3 separate regions of the Homo sapiens genome follow, and all the other regions are linked to region 1. Evidence: chromatin loops called from intact Hi-C (ENCODE). Cell type or tissue: PC-9. All regions are shown on one strand. Links, peaks and the distances in the headings refer to the core of each region. The heading gives the core; the rest is flanking DNA.

Region 1 (7,715 bases), core at 949-5,948:
CGTCAACTATTAATCACCATGCCATACTTTTGAGGAGCAGACCCCACACTTGTAACCAGGCCCTTCAATTTATCATTCCTGCAAGTCAAGACTTCACCTGTGAACCAGCTGCCCTCTGCCAGCCCAACTTCGTGGATGTGCAATCTCTACAGTTGCACAGGGTCCCGTGTTTAGTTTAGTACTTTGCTTTTGCTATCTTTAAATACTTAATAATTTTTAAACAAGAGATTCCATATTTTTATTTTGCACTGAGCTTCACAAATTACAAAGTCAGCGCTATCCACAGTACCCAAGCTATAATTAATACAAAGCTTTAAAAGCTGCATGGAGTTTAGCTGAAATTGCTGCCCAGTCCGAAGCTAATTTTGGAAGATGCTGTTCGGTCTTAGGTTATGAAAAACGGTTCTGCCCTTTTACAACTCCAGCAGGAAGAGCTAAGCTCCCAATATTCCGTCCATTAATGTCCCTGGTGAGAGTCTTCAAAACTCACGAGCAACAATGCAAGAATTTCCCAGCCTTCAACGTGTGACCCACTTCTACATTATTGACTCCAATAAACTGACCAATTAAATGTTTTTGTGGTCACAGAACTTGTAATTATGTGGTTAAAGATGTTTCAGATATATCACATTCTTTCACACTGTGGCAGAAACTATTGGTTAAATAACTCAGCCATGTCTATCTTCCTTGTCCAATCTGCACAAAAGAGACTGGAAAAAAGCTGGACACTTGCTTCTTTCCCATCCTCCTTTGCAGGTAAGCATCGCTGTGTGACTTAGTTCTGGCCAATGAGATGGGAAGGCAGTCTTCTGGGATGCAAAAAGCTTTTTTCTTTGTTAATAAAAAGGAGAATGCCTCTATAGGAAAAGATCTTTTTCAATACCACTCTGTTGCCCATTTCCTACCTTGATGTTGTTTGGAGCTACGGCACCCATCTTGAGATAATAAGGTAAAACACATCACTAGGAAAAACCAACAGCTGAATTTAGAGTAGACAGGATGGAAGGGACCTGGTGATATTGTGGAGCAATGAACGAATGCTGTCGACTGCCTAGTTAACCTATTACTTGTTTAAATCTCTGATAGGCTATATTTTTAAAATTTTGCAACCAGGGTTATTCTTAGTCTAAGCATGCAACTTTGAAAAATGTGATCCCTTTGACAAGATAACAAGCCTTCCATTACCTGCTGCAGGTGACCCAGTTTGCTGGCTGTTGTGGGTAGCTCAGAACAGGACCCTAAGGCACCTTGGCCCTCCCTCTGCTTTAAAACTCAACACCAAACTGTATTCATTCTTGTGGTACTGCCTGTGTCTTAACATGCATCCCAACATCTGGCACAGAGCCTGGCACTGGCAACCTCTTAGGAAATTTGTTAAATGAACTGATAGTGTAGCATTCTGTCACTTTCCTCAGCGATAAAATTCTCATTCTTCAAAAAATTTTCCTTTTGCAACTGAATTTAAAAATGAAATACCTACCACCTACCACTTCAAGCTTTGCTAGGTGACGGCTTACTAAAAAAAAAAAAAAAAAAAAAGGAAAAATACTCTTGTATGATGACTGAGGAATACTGAGTGGAAAACTGATTGGTTTCTACAAGGCATCATTGGTCCTTGCCAGTGGCCAGTAGGATGTGGTTGGTGTGGTGTGGTGTGGAGTGAAAGAGAAGTCAAAAGCAAAGGCTATGGTGCCAAAATACTTGGGTTCAACTCCCCGCTCTGTCACTTACTTACTGGGCGCCTTTAGCAAGTTTTCTCTCCTCTCTGAGCCTTGGTTTCCTTATTCTAAAACGGGGAGCGTATCTAAGAAAGATTGTAGGAGGATTAAATGCATGAGAGAATGAAAACCTGTAAAGTGCTTACCACAAGCATGATACTTGGTAAGTATTCAATAGACTTTAGTTATTGCTTTTTATCTCAAGTGCTACCTGGGACTTACCTCTCAAAAATTTTCAGACCATTGAACACATCTAATATCTATCTTAAAGAAGGCATACAATAAATATTTAATAAAAATTAAATTAAAAAAACTGGTAGGTAACCATGGATCATCTCTAGAGATGATCATCGTATCAGACCTACATAGTATGTTAGAGCTTGGGGTCTGGAGTCCGACGGCCCGAATCTTCCTCACAGTCCAGCTTTCAGTGAACCTCACAGTGCCTCAGTATCCTTAATTGAAAAACAGGAATAATAATAGTACCTTCCCTATAAGGGCTTTAGAGAAGTGAGTGGGTTCTGCCTAGTATCTGACACAACAAGTAGTCCATAAAGGTTAGCTCTTTTTAATCCATCCCACAGGAAGCTCTGATGTGCTATGCTGGGTAGAAAAGTATATCTTACAAAAATATCCCTGTTTTGCTCTCTGAAACCCTGTTGAAACCTTTTGACATTCAGCTACATGTTAAGCCCTGGGCAACCTTGGAGTTCTTCCGCCATCTGTGTAACTGTGAATCTTAACGTGCTAAGTATACAACATACACACATCACCTCTCATTTAATAAAGCAAATTGTTCCACACAAGGGTAGCAGAGCTCTCGTTTGCAAGCTCAGATCTAATTAGCTCTCTCAATACAATTTGCAAGTTGCATCCAGGCAGATCACTGGGGAGCACTTGCTCTGGTGAGCTAAGAGGAACTGTAGGCCCATTCTGTAGTTTGCCGCAGATACTGCATATGGTAGCAAAATTGTGTCTATTTCTTCCCCTGTGAAATCCTAAAAGCAGCTCTTCCCAGCTGGCTGCAGCTACAGACATCTTCCTTCCTTCCACTGTTAGAAGAGGATTGTGGGGGTTTAGTAACAAACTTTTATGTATACTGGTAAGGCGAAAAGGAGCAGGTGCAAAAGAACATCTTACACAAGGGGTGAAAGAGTCAACAGGCAGAACCAACCCTCACTGAGGTTCCTGTGGCAAAGACAGAGAAATTAAAGGGAGGTCAAATGAATACCATTTGTGGGCAAGAGGCAGATCTCTTGCAGGTAGATGACAATGGTATGTGAAGGAACTGTATTCTAGGACAACTAAGCATAAAGAAATAGTGGGAAGCAGAATCCCAACTCAGAGGGAGAGGATGAAAGAACATTTATTACATTTCCCTACCCAGTGTTCATGCTGTCCCTGTTTTGGTAGAGAAACCTTGCTGCCCTTTGAGGAATCTTCTAGGTTATGTGTTTAAGGTGTTGCAGAAACTGTTCCCTGGACTGGTGGGGGTGGGAGGGACAAATGACCCAGGTCCAGCCAGAGGGAATTTTTTCAGCTTTTGCTGAAGTAATTTAGAAAGTCACTTTCATTCTCTGTGGAAGCTTAAGCTGGCAGGATATGCCCCCAGGGCTGCTGGGGACATCCCAAAAGGAATCTGCTTGAGAATGAAACCAATGCAGAGGAAGGAGTGAAGAGGTGAAGAGAGGCAGGTCGGTTGGATCATTGTTCGGGAATCTGTATCCAGCCAGCCATGCATCCCCTGGACTTTTCCGTCACAAGGCTGGTAAATTCCCTTTTTGCCAAACCCAGTTGGAGTTAGTTTCTGTCACTTCTGACTCATCAGTGAGGTAAAGGGGAAGACATACCTATTTATAGTATGTGGCACTTTTTCCTCAACCACCAAGTCTTTAATAGGATCTCTATCTTGGTCTACAGTGACCATATTTTCCCAACCACTTCCCTATAGAATTAGGATATCTGCCCAAACAGAATTTTACTAATAGAAGGGTAGAACAGAATGTTCGAAAATCAGAACTATTCTGAAAATCCGGGACATGTGAAGGAAACACACGTCCTGAGAGTCATAATCACACAGTCTCGTTACCTGAGTGAACTCCTGAGGCATGCATTTCAAACTCACATTTCTGCATTTGGTAATTGGGCTAAAAATATCTTGCTCATACTGTCTGGCTAAAGAATGAAACACATTGCTCAAGGAGCCCTTGCCCCACCTCTAAGCGAGCTAGTCAATGTTTGGACCCTGCAAAGAGTCCCAGGTGGAGAATTCAGCCCTCCTGCCATCTTGGCCACTTAGGAGTGACTCAGCTCAGTAACTTGGTTCCTCAGCATCTCAGTAGCTACTTGACCCTGTAGAGGTGACATGCTATGCCTTAGAAAGGTACTCGTAGGAAGCAGTGCCAAGCCACATTTGTCTTCAGAGATGATCTATCTTCAGTTCTTAAGAGTAGGCAATTGGCAAGGGGAGCATAATACTTTAGCTTCTGGTATAACTGATGGAATCATTATTATTATTACTATTATTATTATTATTATTATTATTATTATTATTATTTTGGAGATGGAGTCTCGCTCAGTTGCCCAGGCTGGAGTGTAGAGGCACAATCTCGGCTCACTGCAACCTCTGCCTCCTAGGTTCAAGTGATTCTACAGCCTCAGCCTACCAAGTAGCTGGGATTACAGGTGCCCACTACCACACCTGGCTAATTTTTGTATTTTCAGTAGAGACAGGGTTTCACCATTTGGCCAGGCTGGTCTTGAACTCCTAACCTCAGGTGATCGGCCTGCCTCAGCCCCTCAAAGTGCTGGGATTACAGGCGTAAGCCACCATACCTGGCCATTATCTTGCTTTTGTGATCAACAGGACGATTGCTGGATTAAGCACTTACTGTGTACGAGGCACCATGTTAAACATTTTACATTTACCAGTTAAATATTCATAAAACCCCATGACATAGGATCTACTAATGTCTCCAATTTACACATGAGAAAACCAAGACTCAGAGTAGCTGAGCAAAATTTACACATTAGCAAATATTGGAGCCAGAGTTATATTCTAGAGTCATCCCCTCTTCCTCCCATAGACCATGTTCTTAATGCTTACTATTATATATTCAGACTCTTAAAAGAACTTTGCTATTCTTACTTTGGACCATACGATTTTTAAAAATTTTCCCTGCTTTGGGGTTGCAACCCTAGTCTCTGATAAAACAGACTTTAAACCAACAAAGATCAAAAGAGACAAAAAAGGTCATTACATAATGGTAAAGGGATCAACTCAACAAGAAGAGCTAACTATCCTAAATATATATGCACCCAATACAGGAGCACCCAGATTCATAAAGCAAGTCCTGAGGGACCTACAAAGAGACTTAGACTCCCACACAATAATAATGGGAGACTTTAACACCCCACTGTCAACATTAGACAGATCAGCGAGACAGAAAGTTAACAAGGATACTCAGGAATTGAACTCAGCTCTGCACCAAGCGGACCTAATAGACATCTACAGAACTCTCCACCCCAAATCAACAGAATATACATTTTTTTCAGCACCACACCACACCTATTCCAAAACTGACAACACAGTTGGAAGTAAAGCACTCCTCAGCAAATGTAAAAGAACAGAAATTATAACAAACTGTCTCTCAGACCACAGTGCAATCAAACTAGAACTCAGGATTAAGAAACTCACTCAAAACCGCTCAACTACATGGAAACTGAACAACCTGCTCCTGAATAACTACGGGTACATAACGAAATGAAGGCAGAAATAAAGATGTTCTTTGAAACCAACAAGAACAAAGACACAACATACCAGAATCTCTGGGACGCATTCAAAGCAGTGTGTAGAGGGAAATTTATAGCACTAAAAGCCCACAAGAGAAAGCAGGAAAGATCCAAAATTGACACCCTGACATCACAATTAAAAGAACTAGAAAAGCAAGAGCAAACACATTCAAAAGCTAGCAGAAGGCAAGAAATCACTAAAATCAGAGCAGAGCTGAAGGAAATAGAGACACAAAAAACCCTTCAAAACATTAACGAATCCAGGAGCTGGTTTTTTGAAAGGATCAACAAAACTGATAGACTGCTAGCAAGACTAATAAAGAAGAAAAGAGAGAAGAATCAAATAGACACAAAAAAAATGATAAAGGGGATATCACCACAGATCCCACAGAAATACAAAGTACCATCAGAGAATACTACAAACACCTCTACGCAAATAAACTAGAAAATCTAGAAGAAATGGATAAATTCCTCGACACATACACTCTCCCAAGACTAAACCAGGAAGAAGTTGAGTCTCTGAATAGACCAATAACAGGCTCTGAAATTGTGGCAATAATCAATAGCTTACCAACCAAAAAGAGTCCAGGACCAGATGGATTCACAGCCGAATTCTACCAGAGGTACAAGGAGGAACTGGTACCATTCCTTCTGAAACTATTCCAATTAATAGAAAAAGAGGGAATCCTCCCTAACTCATTTTATGAGGCCAGCATCATCCTGATACCAAAGCCTGGCAGAGACACAACCAAAAAAGAGAATTTTAGACCAATATCCTTGATGAACATTGATGCAAAAATCCTCAATAAAATACTGGCAAACGGAATCCAGCAGCACATCAAAAAGCTTATCCACCATGATCAAGTGGGCTTCATCCCTGGGATGCAAGGCTGGTTCAATATATGCAAATCAATAAATGTAATCCAGCATATAAACAGAACCAAAGACAAAAACCACATGATTATCTCAATAGATGCAGAAAAGGCCTTTGACAAAATTCAACAGCCCTTCATGCTAAAAACTCTCAATAAATTAGGTATTGATGGGACGTATCTCAAAATAATAAGAGCTATATATGACAAACCCACAGCCAATATCATACTGAATGGGCAAAAACTGGAAGCATTCCCTTTGTAAACTGGTACAAGACAGGGATGCCCTCTCTCACCACTCCTATTCAACATAGTGTTGGAAGTTCTGGCCAGGGCAATTAGGCAGGAAAAGGAAATAAAGGGTATTCAATTAGGAAAAGAGGAAGTCAAATTGTCCCTGTTTGCAGATGACATGATTGTATATCTAGAAAACCCCATCGTCTCAGGCCAAAATCTCCTTAAGCTGATAAGCAACTTCAGCAAAGTCTCAGGATACAAAATCAATGTGCAAAAATCACAAGCATTTTTATACACCAATAACAGACAAACAGAGAGCCAAATCATGAGTGAACTCCCATTCACAATTGCTTCAAAGAGAATAAAATACCTAGGAATCCAACTTACAAGGGATGTGAAGGACCTCTTCAAGGAGAACTACAAACCACTGCTCAACGAAATAAAAGAGGATACAAACAAATGGAAGAATGTTCCATGTTCATGGGTAGGAAGAATCAATATCATGAAAATGGCCATACTGCCCAAGGTAATTTATAGATTCAATGCCATCCCCATCAAGCTACCAATGACTTTCTTCACAGAATTGGAAAAAACTACTTTAAAGTTCATATGGAACCAAAAAAGAGCCAGCAATGCCAAGTCAATCCTAAACCAAAAGAACACAGCTGGAGGCATCACACTACCTGACTTCAAACTATACTACAAGGCTACAGTAACCAAAACAGCATGGTATTGGTACCAAAACAGAGATATAGATCAATGGAACAGAACAGAGCCCTCAGAAATAACGCTGCATATCTACTACTATCTGATCTTTGACAAACCTGACAAAAACAAGAAATGGGGAAAGGATTCCCTATTTAATAAATGGTGCTGGGAAAACTGGCTAGCCATATGTAGAAAGCTGAAACTGGATCCCTTCCTCACATCTTACACAAAAATTAATTCAAGATGGATTAAAGACTTAAATGTTAGACTTAAAACCATCAAAACCCTAGAAGAAAACCTAGGCAACACCATTCAGGACATAGGCATGGGCAAGGACTTCATGTCTAAAACACCAAAAGCAATGGCAACAAAAGCCAAAACAGACAAA
Region 2 (7,715 bases), core at 1,404-6,403, 53 kb after region 1:
GTAGTTGGGACCATTAAATATATTGATGACTCTCTACCGAGGTACCTAATGGATTCCTTGACACACAGTAGGCACTCAATAAATCACAACCATCCCATTAGCCACCAGTGAGAGCTGAATTCTGTAAACTTCCAACTGGCAAATGCTGATATGGTTAATGGCTGCAGTAAAAACCCAGGTGTATCAAATTTAGTTTTCGGTTTTTGAAGACAAAAATCTTCAATAATTATACACTGACAATTCTCGCTACTTTTGATTACTATGACCCAGATACCGTGGAAAGCATTTATATTAAACTTTTATTTAACCCTTACAACCATGCTATGAGATCATTTGTATTTCTACAAAAGAAAAAGCCTCTTGATCTTAACTACATTTTCACATTTGGAGTTAAACAGTTTCATTTCCTGCACAAGTTCCCAGGGACTTTAATCTGAAAATATGCATTATCAAATCTAAGATAGAGGAAAACAGTCTAAAGGGTTTTCCAGATGTATTTGACAATTAAATCTCATTTTGATTGGATGTAAATTAAAATTTCATTGAGATGTACTTTGTAAAATGCTAAAATATTATCAGCACTATTTTATACCTGAGAAAACTGGGCCTCAGAGAAGTTAAGCAACTTTCCTATTGTCAAACAGCTAATAAGCGGGAGGGATTATGATTTGAAACCAGGTCTTTCTCGCTCCAAAAACATACACTTGGCCACTGGACAATTATTTTAACAGAACTCCAATTCTTAGAAGATATGTAACGTACAAAGCTATAGGTTGTTACACTACAACCCTAACAATTCTGGATAGAACAGTCCGAACAAAAACCAAAAAAACACCTCCGCATACCAAGTCAGGAGTCTCAGTCTTAAAAGACAGCACCCACTCCCAATACAGGAAAACAGCCAAAAAAAAAAAAAAAAAAAGCCACTGTGTTTCCATACGACCAACGTTTTCCTGATGTCAGGTAACTGAGACCTTCACACTACACTCAGCCCTACACCTACCTTACTGCTTCTCACCGTAGACTAGTCTGCTGGCCCCGCATCTCAAAACCCCGGCTCCACCTATAGTGGCCCATACCTTTCCCTATTTTAGTGGTGCTTAGTGACAGCTCGCATCTGGTTTTTCCCTCAGCAAAGGCAACTGCAGCTCACTGCTGAGAATATTACTAAAGCAAATAATTCATTTAGCCCAAACCTAATAATCCCTCCTCAAAACTCAGAGAATATGAAAAAGAATTGCCCCTTCTAGTTCCCTCGGCATTATGGGAACAAGCAAGACTTTCATTTACTTCAGCAGTCCATATGTTTGAAGGTCAAACAACACCTGGGTATTTCTTTGAAATGAACTAATTGAGCCTGGATGATTTAGAGTTAGTCTTGCTGAAAGACTCACTGGATCTCCAATGGTAACCCAAAACCTGCTTTTGAAAACTCTGGATTCCTCCAACCCCAGCTTTATCAAATGGCAAAGAATATTTGATGCTGTTCAAAGATTAAGGCCTGGATCAAACTGAGTAAAAAGAAAGAGAAAGGATTGCTTTCAAACTACTATGAAAAAGAGCCTTGGCCCCAGGTGTTCAGAGTGGTAAAGAAATCAGAGCCAGCCAAAGGGAAATCAGGCAGAGGGCCTAGAAAGGAATAGTTTTCAAATGCTAAGTGTGCATAGAGAGCAACTGGGAGGCATCTTGACAATGCAGGCTTCCCACCTGGTTTTTCCCTTGTATTCCTCCCCACTTCCTTTTTTTTTTTTTTTTTTTTTTGAGACAGGGTCTCGTTTGGTCACCCAGGCTGGAGTGCGGTGGCACAACCATAGCTCACTGCAGTTTCAACCTCTTGGGCTCAAACAATCCTCCCACCTCAGCCTCCCAAATAGCTGGGACTACAGGTGTGTGCCACCATGCCCAGCTAATTTTTGTAATTTTTTTTTGTGGAGACGAGGTTTCTCCTTTCCCAAGCCTAAACTCCTGAGCTCAAGTAATCCACTTGCTTTGGCTTCTTAAAGTGCTGGGATTACAGGCGTCATATGGTTTGGCTGTGTCCCCACCCAAATCTCATCTTGAATTGTAGCTCCCATAATTCCCATGTGTTGTAGGAGGGACCTGGTGGGAGATACTTGATTCATGGGGGCAGTTTCCCCCATAGTGTTCATGTGGTAGTGAATAAGTGTGGTAGTGAATTCATGTGGTAGTGAATAAGTCTCATGAGATCCAACGATTTTATAAGGGGAATCCCCTTTTGCCTCACTTCTCTCTTGCCTGCCACCATGTAAGATATGCCTTTCACCTTCTCCCATGATTGTGAGGCTTCCCCAGCCACGTGTAACTGTGAGTCCATTAAACCTCTTTTTCTTTATAAATTACCCAGTCTCGGATATGTCTTTATCAGCAGCATGAAAATGGTCTAATAAAAGGTGTGAGCCACTGCTCTCAGCACTGTTCCCCTTTTAGCTAGTTTTCATGGAAACCTCGTTCATAGGAACACACCAAATTAACACATACAGAGACCAGTTTGATTCAGATTGGGAGAAACGCATCGACTTCACCTAATTGTTTGCATCACATGCTGCCATGAACACCAATTGGTTAGTTTGGTTTATGTCAGGTGACTTCTATCTGAAAGCCAAAGGTGGTCTCAAGGTGGAAAATCCCCTCTTTGCCTATTGGTCCTCCAGTTTCACAAACACATAGGACCTTGTATTTGTCTGTATCGTTTTCACTGGCACTGTGGTGAAGTATTTCCCCATTGGACTATTAATATCTTATTCTGCACTTGACTGTGAACTTCATGTGGATCCCTGCCCATCTTGGTCATAACTGCATTAATAACTGAATAAATCATAACTGAATTATTAATAGTCATAACTGAATTAATAAACGAATGGCATTAGAAACCAGTGACTGGGCTAACAAGAGCTCTCTGGGGCAAATACATTGGGTGATACATAATTTTTTTAAAAAATGGAGAAAATGTACAACCATTTATTTTCATCTTATAATTTTAAAATGTACATATTTACCAAGAATTATACTGTTTGGTTTCAACCACACTCAACCATTATGATTGAGGGAGAGTATGGAAACTGAAATAATAACAATAGAGTATAATAATAATAATGCTCAGAGCTAAGATTTATGAAGGACTTGTGTGTCTGGCCCTGTGCTAGGTTTTGCTTATGTATTACCTCATATAATTGCCTCAACCAGTCTATGAGGTAGGTATCTCCACTTTACAAAATGAGGGGACTGGGAGCTGCCCATGAGGATTCCAATATGCCTGTGCTCTCAAACAGTATGCAGAGACTATACAGGAAGGTTCATTCATTCATTCATTCAACAAATATCTGAGTATGTACTATTACTATCCTAGAACAAAATAGTGCAGATAATAAACAAAAACACATACCATCTCAATTCTTTTGGTGTTTATAGTATAGTAGGGGAGATAGATGTTAATCAATAACCACACAAAAATGACAAATACACAGCTGTTTTAAGTGTTATAAAGGAGCAATATATATCATTAGGAGAAATTGGTCCTAGGCAGCTTTATTGAGCTGAGACCTGAGGGAGGAGTAGATGTTAACCAGAGAAGGAGAAGAAGGAGAAGTGTTCAAGGAAAAAGGAAGAGCTGTGCAAAGGCCCTGTGGTAGGAGGAAATGTATGCTTGATGAGGGAATAAAAGCAAGCTATGAGAGTCTGGAACGTGAGAGCAAGAGACTGTATATAGCCAGAAAGGTAGGTGGGCCCTAGAGCAGTGGTTTTCAGACTTGAGTATATACATCAGAATCACTTGGAAGGCTTGTGAAAACACAATCTGTTGGACCCCTTCCCCAGAGTTTCTGACTCAGCAGATCTAAAGTGAGACGTAAGATGTTGAATTTCAAAACACACTACTGGGTGATGCTGATGGATTCCAAGACTACACTTTGAGAACCACTGCCCTAGACTAGGTAGCACCTGGTGAGCTATGGGGCCGATTTCTGACTGTGTCCTAAGAAGAATGAAAAATAATGGGAGGATTCTAAGCTCGGGAGTGACATGATGCAATTTACATTTTGAAAAATGCAGGGTAGAGACAAGATGGTAGAGAGGCCAGGGTGGATGCAGGTAGATCAGCCCAAGGGTAAGCTGCAGTGCTCAGAAAAGACACCACTGTGGCATGGCCTAAGGTGATGGCCAAGGAGGTAGACAGAGGTAGGTGGATTCAAGAGAGATTTAGTCGGTGAAATCAGTAGAACTTGGTGATGAATAAGGGGGTTAAGGGAGAGATTAGCTGTTTGGCTTCTGCGTGAGCAAGTAGACAGAACAGTGGTGTTGTTCAGCGAGAGAGACCCTGGAAGAGGACCAGGCCTGGGAGAGAAGATCATGAGCTCAGTCCTGGACATGCTGAACGCAAGGTACCTTCAAGGCATTCAAAAGATGGTAAGTAGACAGTTGATATATGGGTCTGGAGTTAAGGGCAAGATCAAGACTGGAGATAAAACCATGAGTCATCTGAGTATATATGCAACTTGAAACCACAGGGGTGGATGAGATCACTGGGTAGAGAAATTAGAGTAAGAAGAGAGGGCCTAGGACCTCCAACAGCTAATGGCTGGGTAAAAGAAAAAGAACCTACAAAGGAGGACAAGGAACACTAGGAAAATAAACAGAGAGAATTGTGCCCAGAAATCAGGGAAAGGGAAGAAACAGTAGGCAATAGTACCAGTGATGCTCAGATGACAACTAAGATGAAGACTAAAGAATGTCTGTTTAGGAATGTGGAGGTAACCATGGTGAGAGGTAATTTGGTGAAGAAGGAGAGGAGAAGTTGGGAGTTTAGCAATGTGGAGGTAACCATGGTGAGAGGTAATTTGGTGAAGAAGCAGAGGAGAAGTTGGGACTAGGCCACCACTGACATTGGGGGAAGAGAGTGTTTAATCTCCAACCTTCACTTAGTATTATTTTCAATATCCTTCCCTCCCAGTTATAGCCCAAACACGTTATTTTCCCTCCCTATTCACTGCCAAATGAATCAGAAGTTCACTCTCCTTTTTTTTTTTTACCTCCCACTTACTCTTCCTGCAACTCTAATTTGAATTATGGCCTACGAATATTTTTACTAAATATTACAATTTATCTATTTTTTATTTGTTTCAACACACAGAAGAGTTGCAAAAATTTACCTGCTCTTAACAAGAAACATATCATCTCTGATTTGTCACTAAAGGAGATCTCAAGAATATGAGGCTGTAGGTCCTGATCTTATTTCTCTCACTGGCCAATTAACTTTGCAGAATGGGCAATCATGGGACTATTTACTGACTAGACCAGAGTAATGTAAAGGCAATGTAAAGTTAAAGATCTCACAAGTCCTTTACTTATGTGAGAAGTCTGCCTAAGTGGGAAAACAATTTACTTTTCTAGTGCAAATCACTCTCTGCTCGACAGCAAATTTAGAATCTGGAATTCAGAGCCGGTTAAATCAGGACACAAACCTTGGATTTGTAAATTTCCACTGGTGCAAACTTGGACAAGATACTCAATATCTCTGAGGCTTATTTTTTAATTTATGATTTAAAAAGCATAACAATACATACCTTAAAATATAGTTGTAAAGTATTAACTGCTCAGCATACTTTGTGTTAAACAATTCCATTATAACAGAGTCACTCTAGTGGTGCTCAAGCAACCACAAAGGAGAATAAGAAACAGTCATACAAGAAAGCATGTTTTCTAAATAATATCCTTAAATCCTGAATAATTTGTTTGGGCTTTTCTATATTAGCCCCTTTAAAACACTTTTAAATCTATTACACTTTCAAATTCATTCACCATGAATTGTGCCCTCTTCAACCATTATTGAACTCATCCAAAAAGGGGTTTGTTGAAGGTGCTTTTCAAAATTCAATACTCATTTCAGGTAAACGTTTATTTTTTAAAACAATTTTTAATTAAGTAAAATTAAATACTCCAAAGTTTTTACTATTTAATTTCTGTTTAAATAAAAATAAGAAATCAGGTGGTTATAAAACAAGAGAGAAATACATGAATGGAACTAGTTGATTTAATTTAGCGTTGTGCAAATAAAACAACCATATGAAAAAAACAGCAAGGAAATCATGGCCTAACACAGTTCCCTAGGGAAAAGAAGCAGAATAGACAATGGAAATGTATACCATTCATTCATTTTTTCATTCATTAAATCAGTTCTGAATACTTAGTAAAAGGCCCAGGGCTAGGATCAAAACCAAAATAAATAGCTTTCGTTGTTGATTTTGAATTTCCATCTTGCCAGGTACAGCCTTGACTCATTGTTGAAAGTAGTTGTAGAGCCAGCAGGTTGGATGCCAAGGAGAAGAGAAGAGGTGTGCTTTATGTATGGGTTCCATGGAGCTCCACTGGCACAATCAGTTAGTGCACGGTCCTTACATGTATGGATTCTCTGCAATTTGCTACAAGAAAAACAAATAATTACTGCATCAAAATTTCCACATTGAGTTTACCTGCCTATGTCCAAGCCAACGGCAAGAGAAATGCCATTCAGAAAAAGTTCTCCATCCAGTAGCATCATTGATCAACTCACCAAAATAGTAATAATACTAATGATGACCACGATGATGATTGTGATGGTGATGTTATGAGTCTTTACCTAGTATTTAAAAGCAATGCACATGTATTTACCTGTGTTATCTCTTTCTCCCTGGCAAAAACCTCAGGGTAGGAAGACTATTATAATCTCCATTTTGTAGACAAGGAAACTGAAGATAGGATAGGTTAAGGAATTTGTTCAAGGTCACACCAGTATAAGTGGAAGGATAAGACCTAAAAGTATTTTTTCTATGGTGTTGCTCCCATTTTAAAATTAAATTGCTTTTGGCTCCAAAATAAATATCCCAATTTGTAGATTTTTAAAATTCTATATCCTTATTTGCTCTACCAAAGGACTCTTTGATGGTCATAATAATCGCTACAAATCAGGGTTAAAACTACATTTCTCCCCCCAGCGTACCCCCTTTTCTGATCTACTCAGCAAAGCAGCTCAGTTTTCATCCTAGAAAACTAGCCTTCCCCAACACCTCTCCTGGCAGGGAAGCCCCATCTGATAGACCCTTGAGCGCTTTCTGTAAATTAATCACTCTGGATCCTGAAGCTCAGCAAAACTTTCTTAGTCTAACCCAAGAGCAGTAACTATTTCTCGCACCAAAAGAATGCTCTCCCTCACTGCCATAAAGGCCTCTGAGAATAGCCAAAAGGAAATGGCAGGACTGCTATTTACTCTGAGGTCATCTATAGCACTGGTGGCCTGTAGACCTGAGCAGAAAGGATATTCCTTCATTGGGGTAAGATTTTCTAGCCACAGACTTTTTGTTTTTTTGTGACAATTTTTTTTTCAAGGACAGTATCATCTTCTTTAAGGAAGTTTTTGCCTTTCATGGGTCATTTCGAATTTTTGCTGAGACACAGCCTTGGCTAGCTCAGCATCAGATCCCTGTACCATCTGGGGGGTTATTTTTTAAATATAAGATCTAATCATTTTATGCTAAGGGGCTATATTCTTTGTGAAATTCTAAAGGCCAGTAAAACCACAAAGATCCTACTTTTCATTCAGCATAGGTTGCTGTGTCTTTAAACCAAAGGTATTCCTAGTTCGAAATGGAATAAACTTTTGAGAGCACTTATTATATTCAGCCTCTGTGCTTAAAGGTAATATATATAAACTATTGCTTTTATAA
Region 3 (7,715 bases), core at 1,404-6,403, 99 kb before region 1:
TGTATGGAGTGCTTCCTATGTGCTGGGCACTCTGCATCTATGCTTAACCAGAGATACTCACTGAAAGCTCATCGCAACAGTAGGAAATATGTGCTATGATCACCGCAGTTTATAGATAAGGGATCACAGGGATGGGGGTATATGTAACTTATCCAAGGTCCCCAGTAAGTGCCCAACTTTGGAATTCAACCCAGATCTGTAGGCTTAAAAGCTTAACCGTAACCTGTATTACTGGGTATTCTTTGTAACTCAGCCCCGACTCCTGACCCAATGTGTATAGTAGGCTCATTGTGAGTGTTTGTGAAAAGAAAGAAAGTCTCAGCAACTATATATCTAAGGGGACCCAAATAGGGACTTTGGTGGGAGGCAATATAATGCTTGGCAACTCCCATATTCTCTTTTGCTCTTGGCAGACATGAAATCCTTAGGAACCAACTTGGGCTGTGCGGACTTTGGGCTTGATCTTTACATGTCTCATATAATTGCTCAAATAATTCTTTCTATGGTGGCCTCATCCCCAGAGACCTTGTGCCAGGATCCTGGAATTAGGGACAACTACAATTTGGTAAATACTTCTGAATCAAAGTTCTCTGAGATTCAGGAAAAATGAACACAAGTTGGGAGCATTATTTTCCAGGATTATAGAAAAATGTATTAATATTTTCACTGCTTTTTGTGGCTTATTCCAATCAGAAGAGTCATCAGTAGCATTTAAACCCAAATTAATTTTGTTTCCATTTATCCACTCATCCAACATTTATTTTTTCACTCATCTTAGTGTGTTTCAGGCACTGTGCTGAATCATGAAGACACCATGGTGAATAAAACAGACATTGTCTCCTCCCTCACAGAGCTTATACTCCAGTGAGAGAGACAGAGAGAAACTAAGTAGATAACTCCACAAATACATAATTGCTAATTCTCGAAAGTGCTACCAAGGAAACTAATAAGGAGATAAAATAACAAAAGGGCAGAGGGTGAGGTTGGAAGTCTCTAGAGGGGTGATAGTTAAGCTGAAACTCAAAGGAAGAGAAGAAAAGAAAGGCCATGACCCTATTTATTTTTATTCTGATTTCTTCTTTGGTCCCAACTTTTTTTGAGTTCAAACCCTGTATTCCATAGGAAATTATGCTCAAAGAGCATTAGAACATTGAGGCCAGAAGAATCTAACTGGTCCTTATTCTCGTATCAAGTTTGTGTGCCCAGACTCGTTATAGACTGAGCCCTTTGCCTGACAAAGGTAAGTCTTGAGATGTAAGGATTGACCTTATTCCCCAGCAGCAGAGACCTGAGTCCAGCCCCAACTGCCAGCCTCGAAATGCTCAGTCGTTGGTATGCCCACCAAGATCCTTTCATCCTCGTGCAAACAGTGTTGATGGGCCATTCTGCCTGTCTTCCAGAGACACCTTCAAACTGCAGAAGTGGGCTAGGCCTTCAGGCTAGAAGCCATTGAAAGATGGGCTTCCAGGCCTGGCGCAGTGGCTCACGCCTGTAATCCCAGCACTTTGGGAGACTGAGGCAGGCAGATCACAAGGTCAGGAGATTGAGACCGTCCTGGCCAACATAGTGAAACCCCGTCTCTACTAAAATACAAAAAATTAGCCGGCGTGGTGGCGCACACCTATAGTCACAGTTACTCGGGAGGCTGAGGCAGGGGAATTGCTTGAACCCAGGAGGCAGAGGTTACAGTGAGCTGAGATTGCACCACTGCACTCCAGCCTGGTGACAGAGAAAGACTCTATCTCAAAAAAAAAAAAAAAAAAAAAGGTGAGCTTCCAAAAAGCTCACACAAATGTTGCTTTTTAAAATCAAAGCATATTTATATTTACCAAGGTACTGACATTTAAGGAAATCTGGCCTTGTTGGGATGGGGGGCAAGCTAATAATTACCCCTTTATTTATTTTTTAAAGTTTAGATACTCATTGACCTAATGAAGAAGGTCTCTAGGATTTGAGCTGTTGACAACTGTGGCAGTTGCAGGAGGTGACACGGGGGACTCAGCAGCACTGGAGACCTTGGGTTGGTGCATTTTAATAGTCTGTGGAATATCAAAACATGCAGTTATTATTTGAGACCATTCTTTGGAAATTGTTTCATTCATGTGTATATGTACATAGAATATAAATATGTAACAGCATAATTAGTATGCATACATGGACTTATTTAAATTTTAAAATAGCAGCTAATAACTTATTGCATACCTACTAATCTCAGTTCTTAGAACAACCTAATAAAATGGTTATGATTATAACATTGTATAGGTGAGGAAGTAATAATATATCAAATAACACTTTTATTGTCCAGCAGAATACCCACTGGATATATGGGGCTATTTCAATTTAAGTTATTTAAAATTAAATAAATTTATAGTTCTTCAGTCACACTAGCCACATTTCAAGTGTCTAGTAGAGCATTTCCATCATCACAGAAAGTTCTGGTAGACAGTGCTCTGTCTACCAGAACTCTAGTTTCTCAGCTCTGGCACTAGACATTTTGGGCTGGCTGATTGTTTGCTACAGGGACTTATCCTGTGCATTCCTTGTACGGTGTTTAGCAGCCACTACTCATAGTCACCGGTAGCACCTTCCTCCACTTGTGGCAACCAAAAATGTCTCCAGACAGTGCAAAGTGTCCCCTAGAAAGAGAGAGCAAAATCATCCCTGGCTGAGAACCAATGTTCTAGATTCAGCCTAAGGGTTATGAGCTGACTGGGAACTCCAGGAAGGTGCTTTAAATACTTTGAGTTTAACTTTTCCCATTGGTAAAAGAAACTTAAAAAAATAGAATATATTTTCATGAAATTTTCTGAGGGTTAAATACTGTAGGTTAAGAATTTAGTAGATAATAAAAGTGGATTAAAGGAATTTTTGGACTCAAATGTCCTTACTCTGCCCTTAAACCGATGTCTAGATGAGCTGATGTGGCAACTGGAAGCCTGGAAATCAAGATTTCTGCTTGCTCTTCTATTACCCTATCCATGAACTTGGGTTTCCATGTTTAGATAGCTCAAGGTCTGGAGACAATGACAAATTTGACTTTTTAAGACAACAAACCCTGGGGACTTAGAAACTGTTTAGAAACAAACAAGACTCTAACTTAAAACAGAAAGTCATCATTCTGCTTCATTGCCCAGGTTTTGTCGGAGTGACCTTGAGAGTGTACGCAATGATGAGGCAAGCAATTAATAAGGGAGGATTTTAAATGTCTCTATAAAAATAGGATCAAAAACTTAGATCAATTATAATGAAAATAATTAAAACACATTAATTTGGACAACTGTCAGTAAACTATTGGACGTTTCTATCTCAACTGTCTAAATAAGCATTTGGCCCTATTACACTCAGACTACTAGTTAGAAAGTTAGAAGGATAAGTAAATTAGTAGTTTTAAAATTGGTACCTACCATTGCTTTAAAAAAAACAAACAAATATAGTGGTTTGTTGGGCTTTCAAGGGAAACCATAATCAACTTATTCTTGTCCTTGATATTTTCCTTGGTTTGTAGGATGGAGTTGAATGTAACTTTCTGAGTATAAAATCATCAGTAGATTGGACTATGTGAACTAATCTTTGAAATTTTTTTAAACCTATTATAAAGGAAATTCCGTAAGATTTAAAACTAATGCATTGAGCAGAGGAGTAAAATAGTTCATTTCTTCAATTTCTGTTTCAATGATTGATACCTGAGAAGTCACCTGTCTATTAGAAACAGAGTTCAAGTTCACCATTTACATAATAACCTGGTCATTCACCATGCGTTTACAATGTATCAGGCCCCAGGTAAAGAATTAAGTATTACATCATTCATCTCATCTAAACTTCCTAACAGTATGAAGGGGGAATTATTTCCTTTCATTTTGAAGATGCGAAAAAGGCTGAGAGTTTGGATAACCTGATAATAAGGGGTATAGCCAAGTTTCAGACTCAGGTCTGCAAAATGTCAAAGCTTTTGGTCACTTGCCCAGATGCAGGTGAGCTGCAGATCAGTGGTGAAGAAGATATTTCTTCTGACATGTAAATCCACACCTAGCTCTCCTCCACACCAGTATCTCTGCTTGCTGCATTTGAACAAGGGACATAGTGTTATCTGTGTCCTTTGGCCTTGTTGATTCATTAAGCTGGATTATGAATGAGTCATTCTTCACAGCCTTGCTAAACAAAATATATATTTTTAATATGACGAGTCAGCCAGTATCTCTGGATATTTTCTAGGTTACTTGTTCATCAGAGAAAAATTCTGAGTAGCCATTTAAAAAAAGGAAACAGGTTCTACGGAAATCAATCAAACCAGTCCAACACCACCAGCCCCCACCCCAAAAAAGAAAAATATTCAAAATGGTCTCAAAGAAAGAACTCACTAATTTAGAGTTATTGAAGGGAGAGATAATTCTGAATTAATAAAATATTTTAATTAAAATATGAGTTAAAAAAAGAAAGTCATTATCTTTGTGATACTTGATGAATGAATGAATCAATCAAACTGGAGTGCAGAAAATATAAAATGATATCAACTGGGCAAAAATAGAATCTTGTGGAGAACTCACTGGGCCTAGTTTGATGAACAGATGAGGGATTTTTGAATACAGTTTTTCATTTACTTACAGGTCAAGGGGCTACTATAGTTTCAGGGGAAAAAACTATTCCTATAAGCTGGTGGACATTACCCTTGCAATCTTTTTATGCTGTACTTTTCTTAACTAACTCTTTAAGACGCAGAGGTAATGAACTCCTCAGACTCTACCAAATAATAAGAAATGATGAATTGTTGGGACTGGAATTCATGAAGTCTTCTTATATAGTCAAATGTTTACAGCAGCACAATTCACAATTGAAAAAATATGGAACCAGCCTAACTGCCCATCAACCAATGAGTGGATAAAGAAAATGTGGACATATGTGGACATATATAGACACACATGTCATATGTACGTATATACTATGGAATATTGCTCAGTCACAAAGAGGAATGAAATAATGGCATTTGCAGCAACCTGGTTGGAACCAGAGACCATTATTCCTTTTGTTTTTTTTTTTTGAGATGGAGTCTCGCTTTGTCACACAAGCTGCAGTGCAGTGGCACAATCTCAGCTCACTGCAATCTTCACCTTGTGGGTTCAAGCAATTTGGAGACCATTATTCTAAGTGAAGTAACTCAGGAATGGAAACCCAAACATCGTATGTTCACTTTCATAAAAGAGAGCTAACCTGTGAGGATGCACACACATAAGAATGACATAATGGACTTAGGGGGAAGGGTGGGAGGGGGGTCGGGGATAAAAGACTATACATTGGGTGCAGTGTACACTGTTTGGGTGATAGGTACACCAAAATCTCAGAAATCATCACTAAAGAACTTAGCCACGTAACCAAACACCACCTGTTCGCCAAAAACTATTGAAATAATAATAATAAAATATAACTTTATAAAGGACAACCAAGTATGGTTACTTCTATTTGAACTAGTCACATTTTGTTCCACCAGATTTATCACTTTTCTCATACTAATAACATGGGAAACTAAATTCTAATTTGATGTGCTGGTATTTATTTTTGCCTTGGTAAAACATTTAGTCCTATCTCCAATGTCTGTCTAAAAGAAATAGACATCTAACTAATACAAAACAGGCAGACTAGCTTTATTAGTCTGTTCTCACACTGCTAATAAAGACATGCCTGAGACTAATTTATTTATAATTTATAAAGGAAATTTATAAAGGAATTTATAAAGGAAAGAGGTTTAATTGACTCACAGCTCAGCATGGCTGGGGAGGCCTCAGGAAACTTACAATCATGGCAGAAAGGGAAGCAAACACGTCGTTTTTCACATGGTGGCAGGAAGGGGAAGAATGAGTGCCCAGCGAAGGGAGAAGCCCCTCATAAAACCATCAGATCTCAAGAGAACTCACTATCATGAGAACAGGATGGGGGAAACGGCCCCCATGATTCAATTATCTCCACCTGGTCCCTCCCACAATACATGGGGATTATGGGAACTGCAATTCAAGATGAGATCTCGGTGAGGACACAGCCAAACCATATCACTAGCTAATGAATAATAAATAATCTTGGAGGAAAGAAAAAAAACACGGAAATTAATTTGAATGTGTTAGATATCTATTGCTGATAACAAACTTTTTCAAATCTTAGGGGCTTAAAAGAACACACATAAACTATTTCACACTTTATGTGGGTCAGGGATCTGAAAGGACTTAGTTTGGTGATTCTGGCTCAGGGTCTTCTCATGAGGCTGCAATCAAGGTATCAGCCAGATAACAGTCATATAAGGCATGACACAGGCAGAAGAAGCTGCTTCAAATCTCATTCATAGGCCTGTTGGTCTGAAGCTTCAGTTAGACACCATGTGGGCATCCAGGGCACTATTCATAACACAGAAGCTGGCTTCCCCAAGAGTGTGTGATTTAAGAAACAGAGGGAGAGGGAGAGGGACAAGGATAATTCAATATGGATGCCACAGTCTTTTTATAACCTAATTTTGGAAGTGACATCCCATCTGTATGAGTCTGTTCTAACATTGCTATAAAGAAATGCCTGAGACTGGGTAATTTTTAAAGAAAAACTGTTTAATTGGCTTGTGGTTATGCAGGAAGCACAGTTATACAGGAAGCATGGCTCAAGGAGATTTAGAGGCTTAATTGGCTCATGGTTCTGCAGGAAGCACAGTTGTACAGGAAGCATGGCTCAAGGAGATTTTACTCATGGCAGAAGGCAAAGTGGGAGCAGGCATCTTCACATAGCCAGAGCAGAAGGAAGAAACAGAGGTCAGAGATACTTACACACTCATAAAAACCAGATCTAGTAAGAACTCACTGTCACCATGGCAGTACCAAGGGGGATGGTGCTAACCATGAGAAACCACCCCCATGATCCACTCGCCTCCCACCAGGCCCCAACTCCAGCACTGGATATGAGATTTTGGTGGGGACACAGAGCCCAAACATACCACCATCAGTTCCGCAAAATTGTGTGTTAGAAGCCAGTCAGTAAGTCTGGCCCATGCGCAAGGAGAAGGAAAGGATTAAACAAGGTCATGAATGCCGAAAGGAAAAAAATCACTGAGGATATCTTAGAGGCTGCCTACCACCAATGAGTTTTTTTTTTAATAACGCTGATAGCTACATGCTATAGATTATCCAGAAGTAGTCATCTCTGCAAAGCATGTCCTGGGGACACTAGAGGAAAAGTAAAACAAAGAGTAAATGTTTCTAAACCATGTTTTGGTGCTTGGATTTTTTCCCTGTGAATTTTCCCCCTAAGCCATTTAAGGAAAAAAGACTTTATTCACATATATGACAACCATTCACCCAGAGCTGGCCATCCACAGGAGCAGAAATATTGTTCACTTCCATGGTATAGCTTGAGAAGAGTCAGAGAACCTCTCCTTTCAGAGCATCTTCTAAAAGAAGCTCTGTGATGATCTTTGGGGTATAAGACATTCTCAAGAGAAGAAACACCATCCCTAAGGGGCAAAAATTGGCTCATGGGGGCAAAAAGTCCTTACTCTTACGGCGTGATGATGAAAAGAAGATGGATAAAAACTGGTGTAGAACAAGCCAGTAAAGAGAGTTCTAAGGCAAGGAAGGCTTTGAGGAGGGAGGGACTGGGAGTCAGATTCAGCTCTGGTTGAACACGGAGAGACGGAATTTGGAAGAGTATAAATGGACTGTCCCAGACATGTGTTGGGCTGGAGTTTTACT

Evidence for each region. A loop is a pair of places that touch in the nucleus more often than their neighbours do. Peaks named below come from ENCODE experiments on the same cell type or tissue, not always from the same donor. Only the 100,000 strongest peaks of a DNase experiment are listed, where the experiment ranks them.
Region 2: it touches region 1 in a loop (6-fold over the local background); 1 of 110 quality-filtered maps calls a loop at or near these places.
Region 3: a loop joins it to region 1, with 8 times the contacts of the local background. A loop is called at or near these places in 1 of 110 quality-filtered maps.

Annotation. Positions count from the first base shown.
Region 1 is chr3:64,974,020-64,981,734 of GRCh38, forward strand. All of the region lies in intron 4 of ADAMTS9-AS2 (ADAMTS9 antisense RNA 2), which reads left to right. LOC105377124 (a long non-coding RNA gene) reads right to left here and starts at 2,229. Exons shown (of 3, transcript XR_007095948.1): 1 at 2,084-2,229. In PC-9, for the core only: no CTCF peak of the experiment used is centred there; DNase peaks (open chromatin) are centred at 3,502 and 3,862; H3K4me3 peaks cover 1,579 bases; H3K27ac peaks cover 3,809 bases.
Region 2 is chr3:65,026,574-65,034,288 of GRCh38, forward strand. It overlaps LOC124909390 (a long non-coding RNA gene), which reads right to left. Exons shown (of 2, transcript XR_007095950.1): 2 at 5,894-6,434. Among named protein-coding and RNA genes, the nearest start is that of LINC02040, 140 kb to the right of the region's middle. In PC-9, for the core only: no CTCF peak of the experiment used is centred there; a DNase peak (open chromatin) is centred at 4,478.
Region 3 is chr3:64,874,435-64,882,149 of GRCh38, forward strand. All of the region lies in intron 4 of ADAMTS9-AS2 (ADAMTS9 antisense RNA 2), which reads left to right. It overlaps LOC105377124 (a long non-coding RNA gene), which reads right to left. Exons shown (of 3, transcript XR_007095948.1): 3 at 1,892-2,039. Among named protein-coding and RNA genes, the nearest start is that of ADAMTS9, 190 kb to the left of the region's middle. In PC-9, for the core only: no CTCF peak of the experiment used is centred there; a DNase peak (open chromatin) is centred at 4,117; H3K4me3 peaks cover 739 bases; H3K27ac peaks cover 2,771 bases.